Regions from separate parts of the Homo sapiens genome. Here region 1 is linked to region 2. The links are chromatin contacts, found by Hi-C or POLR2A ChIA-PET in ENCODE. All regions are on one chromosome and are shown on one strand. Each heading gives the region's core, a stretch centred on a gene start or an enhancer-like site at or near the end of the contact. The rest is flanking DNA. Distances are from core to core; before and after follow the strand shown.

What was found. A loop is a pair of places that touch in the nucleus more often than their neighbours do. ChIA-PET counts read pairs that join two places held with the same protein, here RNA polymerase II (POLR2A). Pooled maps may share reads with other maps.
Region 1: a loop to region 2 is called in a pooled map, with 6 times the contacts of the local background. The contact joins the promoter of ASPHD2 here to the enhancer-like site in region 2. A Hi-C loop is called at or near these places in 1 of 168 maps with a recorded cell type or tissue (CD8-positive, alpha-beta T cell), 2 of 37 single-sample maps with no recorded cell type and 8 of 50 pooled maps. POLR2A ChIA-PET finds 5 or more read pairs at or near these places in 1 of 52 experiments (activated CD4-positive, alpha-beta T cell).

What each region holds. Positions count from the first base shown.
Region 1 is chr22:26,427,965-26,430,664 of GRCh38, forward strand. ASPHD2 (aspartate beta-hydroxylase domain containing 2) reads left to right here and starts at 1,296. Exons shown (of 4, transcript NM_020437.5): 1 at 1,296-1,522. RefSeq lists silencers at 1,137-1,266, 1,387-1,446.
Region 2 is chr22:25,399,588-25,402,287 of GRCh38, forward strand. It overlaps the pseudogene LRP5L. Among named protein-coding and RNA genes, the nearest start is that of MIR6817, 55 kb to the right of the region's middle. RefSeq lists enhancers at 1,060-1,119, 1,280-1,379, 1,490-1,669. Within about 2 kb of position 1,409, at least 23 of the 41 ENCODE cell types and tissues checked have a DNase peak (open chromatin) inside an H3K27ac peak, as active enhancers do.

The sequences.
Region 1 (2,700 bases), core at 46-2,545, 1.0 Mb after region 2:
AGGAGGTATGTTCTGGAACAGGGTGAAGGTGGCTTCTGGAATAGGGAGGAGGTGGGCTCTGGGACAGGGTGGAGGTGGGTCCTGGGACAGGGAGGAGGTGGGTCCTGGGACAGGGTGGAAGTGGGTCCTGGGACAGAAAGAAGGTAGGTTCTGGAAGAGGGAGGAGGTGGGCTCTGGAAGAGGGAGGAGGTGGGTTCTGGAAGAGGGAGGAGGTGGGTTCTGTAACAGGAAGGAGGTGAGTTCTGGCACAGGGTGGAGGTGGGTCCTGGGACAGGGAGGGAGGTGGGTTCTGGAACAGGAAGGAGGTACGTTCTGGAACAGGGTGAAGGTGGCTTCTGGAATAGGGATGAGAAATGGATTCTGGGACAGACATGAGGTGGCTTCTGGGCCATGTTAGAGATAAATTCTGGGACACAAGAGAGGTGGGTCTGGGACAGAGACAGATGGATTGTGGGCGGGCCATCCTACTCTATGCTCCCAGAACCCACCCATGCAGTTTCCCTGGCGCCCCTAACACATCCCGTAGCCACTGTTAGTCTCCCCCAGGTCTTAGCTCAAACGTCACCTCCTCCAAGCAGCCTCCTTGGGGCCTCCATTCGCAGCTCATCAGTCCCCTGGTCAGACAACCGTCCTGCCTGTACTTCCCCTCCTAAACCCTACCCGGGGGTGAGGGTCCCCTCCCGCTAGACGGTGGCTCACTGAGGGCAGGGCGGGCCTGAGCGCTCACCGCGCACGCTCAGCGCAGCTGGCAGGGACGGGGACCCAGGCTGGCCCATCATTACTGTACTGAGCGAATGAGTTTTCCATGAGACTAAGAATCTGGTTTGATTTGCGGTTCCATTCCAAGTGCCTGAGGGCCTCAGAAGTCCGTGTTGAGTCCATCAATAAAGGAAAGAAGGCGTTAGGGCGAGAGGAAGTGAGGTGGGGGGGAAGTGAAAGAGAATGAAAAGGAGGAAATGGAGACGAGGGCGACTCAGAGAGGAACAGAGAGACAGAGGGAGGGAGAACTGAGAAAGACACAGAGCGAAAAACGAAAGAGCGAAGGAAGCGACGCGAGCCTTTCTTAATGAATGACTGCACGCCCGTCGCCGCCTGCGCGCAACCTCGGGCTGGGCGGGCGCTGCGTCTCGGGGCGCACTGCCAGGACCCTCCGGAGCGGCGGCGGGCGCGGCCTCGGGTCGCCTCCCGCACTGCGAGCGCAGGTGCCGGGTGCAGGGGGGTCCCCGGCCCCGCCCCGCAGGCCCCGCCCCCCCGTACCCCCTCCCCCGGCGGCCCAGCGCGCGCGGCATTGTGGGAGTTGTGGTCTTCGCGGCCCCGCGGAGCGCAGCGCGGCGTCGGCACCGGCAGGGGCACCGGCGCGGCTTAGGCTCGGGCTCGGGCTCCGGCTCGGGCTCCCGCGGCGTGGGCTGGGCAGCAGCCAGGCGGCGGCTCCGCGGCGCCGGGCAGGGGCCGTCCGCGGGTCCGCGCCCTCGGGCGGCGGCGTCTCCTGGGTCCCGGCAGCCGTCCGCGCGCCCGGGCGCAGGTAAGCTTCGTCTCCGGGGGCTGCCGGGGCGGGAGGGCGGCGCGGCTGGGCCGACCCCAGGACAGGGGTTGGAGGCGGGAGCCCGGCAGCTGCAGGCCCACGGCCCTCCCTTACCGGCGCCGCCGCCGCCGCCGCCCCCGCCGAGGATGCTCCGGGACCCGGGCGCCCGCATCCCGGCCCGGCCGAGGCCAGTGCTCGTACGTGCTAAGCGCCGCCGCCTCGGAGCCGGGCATCACCCTCCCTAGACCTCCTCCTACTCCTCTTCCCTGCCCCATCGTGGTCCCTTCCTCCATCTCCCTTCTCCCCTGTGACCCCTCTTTCCTCACCTCCTGTCCCCTCCCCCAGCCCTCAGCATCACCCACTTCCCATATTTCACGTGGTGACCCTCCTCCCCTGTCCCACGAATTATGAGGCGCCATAAACCTCCTTCCACAATCTTGAGCTGATCGTCCACTTTTCCGGGCAACACTCACCTTTCCATCGTCCCATCCCCCTCCTCCCCTGACCTCCTGGTGGTCACCATCTGTGCTAACCCATCTTCAGCCCTCCCCTCTTTCCCACTCTCCAGGGCAGGTGGGTGCTGAGAAGCTGGCCAAGAGAGGGAAGGTCCCCAGGTCTGCACCGGGAAGGGCTGGCCCCACGGCATCTCTCTGGCTCCTGAGTGGAGAGGGTGACAGGCATCACACACCTTGCCCAGTGCTGCTCACTGGGGGGCTTCCAGGGTGACTTGGCCTCATCCTGAGGGTGAGCAGACACTCTTTGGCATTAGGCAGCCTCTGGGAATGGACATCTGAACTAGGCTGACCAGGTCAGGCCTGACACCGGCTCTCCCAGGTGTTCATGGTGTGAGAAGTTGTCTTGGATTGGACTTGCTCTCCAACTGGCCATGGATTTGGACTCAATTCCCCAGAGCCAACTGAGCTGGAAGATCTGGGGTTGCTTATTATTAAAGTGCAGAGCTGCAATGAGATGTCCCCATCCCTGATGAGGACAGAAATAACACAGATGACAATGAACAGATGTGCGAAGGAAGCTGGAAGCTACTGTGGTCACTGGGCAAGGAGCTGTCGGGGGAGAGAGTCTCTCCTCTCCCCACTGGGTAGATGGGGAGTTGTCACTAGGTAGCTGTGAGGATCAAATGTTTGAAGCAGTGCTTAATAAACTGCCAGTCACTCTGC
Region 2 (2,700 bases), core at 159-2,658:
CGTCTCTACTAAAAAAACAAATACAAAAAATTAGCCAAGCTTGGTGGCGGGTGCCTGTAGTCCCAGCTACTCAGGAGGCTGAGGCAGAGGAACGGTGTGAACTCAGGAGGTGGAGCTTGCAGTGAGCTGAGATCGCACCACTGCACTCTAGCCTGGGCAACAGAGCCAGACTCCGTCTCAAAAAAAAAAAAAGAAAATACCCAGAAAGCACAATCTCCCCACCCGCAAGACAACCTCCCAGGGGGTCCACGGCAGGAGATCCCAAGCACGAGGGACAGAGAACAGTGACCCTGTGAAGGATCCTCCAGCCCATCAGGCTCAATCAGAATATGAGGCTCCTGCCACTGTGAGAGCAAGAGGCACAGTTGCGCAGCAGCCACAGGCTCTGGCACACCATGAGCCAGGCCAGCAAAGCGTCAACTGCCCCCTACAAGGCGACAGGCAAACCATGACAAACTGGAAACCAGAGACTGGACCTGGAGCACAGGGACCACTACAAGGGCCTTGGAAATGGGCAGGGACCATGGATGGCCACCCGCATGTGTAAGAGCGGCCCGTCTGCACATGTCTCTGCATGGCTTAGGGGCACAAGTCCCCCCCAACTCCCAACCCAGGAAGGCAGCCCCCATTTAACCAGGTGGGGCAAGAAGGGATAGGGCCAGCATCCGGCTCTGCTTTTTTTTTTTTTTTTTTTGGAGACGGAGTCTCACTCTGTCCCCGAGTCTGGAGTGCAGTGGCCCAATCTCGGCTCACTGCAAGCTCCGCCTCCCGGGTTCACACCATTCTCCTGCCTCAACCTCCCGAGTAGTTGGGACTACAGGTGCCTGCCTCCACGCCCGGCTAGTTTTTTGTATTTTTAGTAGAGATGGGGTTTCACCGTGTTAGCCAGGAAGGTCTCGATCTCCTGACCTTGTGATCTGCCTGCCTCGGCCTCCCAAAGTGCTGGGATTACAGGCGTGAACCACCGTGCCCGGCTGGGCTCTGCTCTTAACGCAGGGCTCTAGGCCCCCTCGGGGGCAACCAGCACAGAGCTCAGACCACAAATACCTTCACCCACCTCCTGGTCCCCATCTGGACAAGGGTGCTGGGGACTGGCTCTCAGTCACACCCTCAGGGTACTCTTCAAAGGACAGCTGGGGCCCCAGGGCATGAGCTTTTGGCCCCCAGCTCCCTTACCCCAGACAACAGCTCTTGGGACCCCACCAGCACCGGCAAGGTGGACACCATCGTCCCAATTTTGCAGATGAGGAAACTCAGGCTGAGGGCCGGCACACAGCTCTCCAGAGCTGAAGAGAATGCAGAGAGCAGCTGGAGCCAGCCAGTGGGTCCCTGGCGCCAGCTCGTAGCAAGCCACAGCCGCCTCCGCCCTTCATGCTTGGGTTGCGCTGCCCCAGGACAGCCTTCCAGGGTGGCCTGGCATGGAGCCCAGACCCTGCTGCTTCCTGAACAAATAAGTGAACGAGGCCACCAAGCCAAGGGGCTGGATGCAGCCCCAGCTCCTGCCAGGGCCTCCCCAACAGACTCCCTGTTTGGAGAGCGCATTGTCTCCAAGGCCTCAAACCACAAATGTCCGGCTGTCTCACAGCTTCTGTAACCTGAACTTGGCCCTCACCCTGCCCTCCCAGGGCTCCTCTCAGGGCCCAGGCCCCTCCTCTCAGAGGCCAACACTGACTACCCAGCTCATTCTCATCACCTGGCTCATTCCTGAACCTCACTCAGCAGGAGAGTCTCAGGCCAGATCCTCCCACCAGCCACCTCCACCAGGACGCATGAGCCCTGTTCATGCTGGCTGGGAGACACAACCAACCAATATCAATCCAATCAGTGGATGAACTGACAAATATAATGTGGTCCCTCCACACAATGGAATATTATTCAGCCACAAAAAGGGTTGAAATAGGACGGGCATGGTGGCTCACGCCTGTAATCCCAGCACTTTGGGAGGCCGAGGCTGCCAGCTCACTTGACGTCAGGAGTTCAAGACCAGCCTTGCCAACATGGTGAAACCCCGTCTCTACTAAAAATACAAAAATTTGCTGGGTGTGGTGGCGAGCACCCATTAGTAATCCAAGCTATTTGGGAGGCAGAGGCAGGAGAATCACTTAAATCCAGGAGGCAGAAGTTGCAGTGAGCCGAGATTGTGCCACTGCACTCCAGCCTGGGCAACAGAGCAAGACTCCATCTCAAAAAAAAAAAAAAAAAAAAGGCTGAAACACCCATACCTGGGACTACTTGGATGACCCCTGAAAACATTACAGTAACCAAGGAAGTCAGCCACAAAAAACAACGATGTATTGTATGATTCCCTTCATACAAAATGCACAGAACAGGCAGAGCCATAGAGGCAGAAAGCAGACTGGTGCTCATCAGGGGGTCGGGGGAGAGGGAACGAGAAGTCACTGTGCAATGGGTATGGGTTTTACTTTGGGGTGATGGAAATCTCTTCTAACTTCATAGAAGTGATGGTTGTAAGCACTGTGGATGTACTAAATGCCTGCCTTGTATACTTTAATTTTATATCATGTAAGTTTCACCTCAATTAAAAAAAAAAGATCAACTTGACACTTTTCACCTAGGAAAGGTCTGGCTTCAGCTTTCATTTCCTATCAGTCCTGCCTAAAGCCTTCCAGTAGCTTCCACTGCCTTCTGGATCACAGTGAGACTCCACAGCATGATCTGGCCTCTAAGGACCTCTCACAG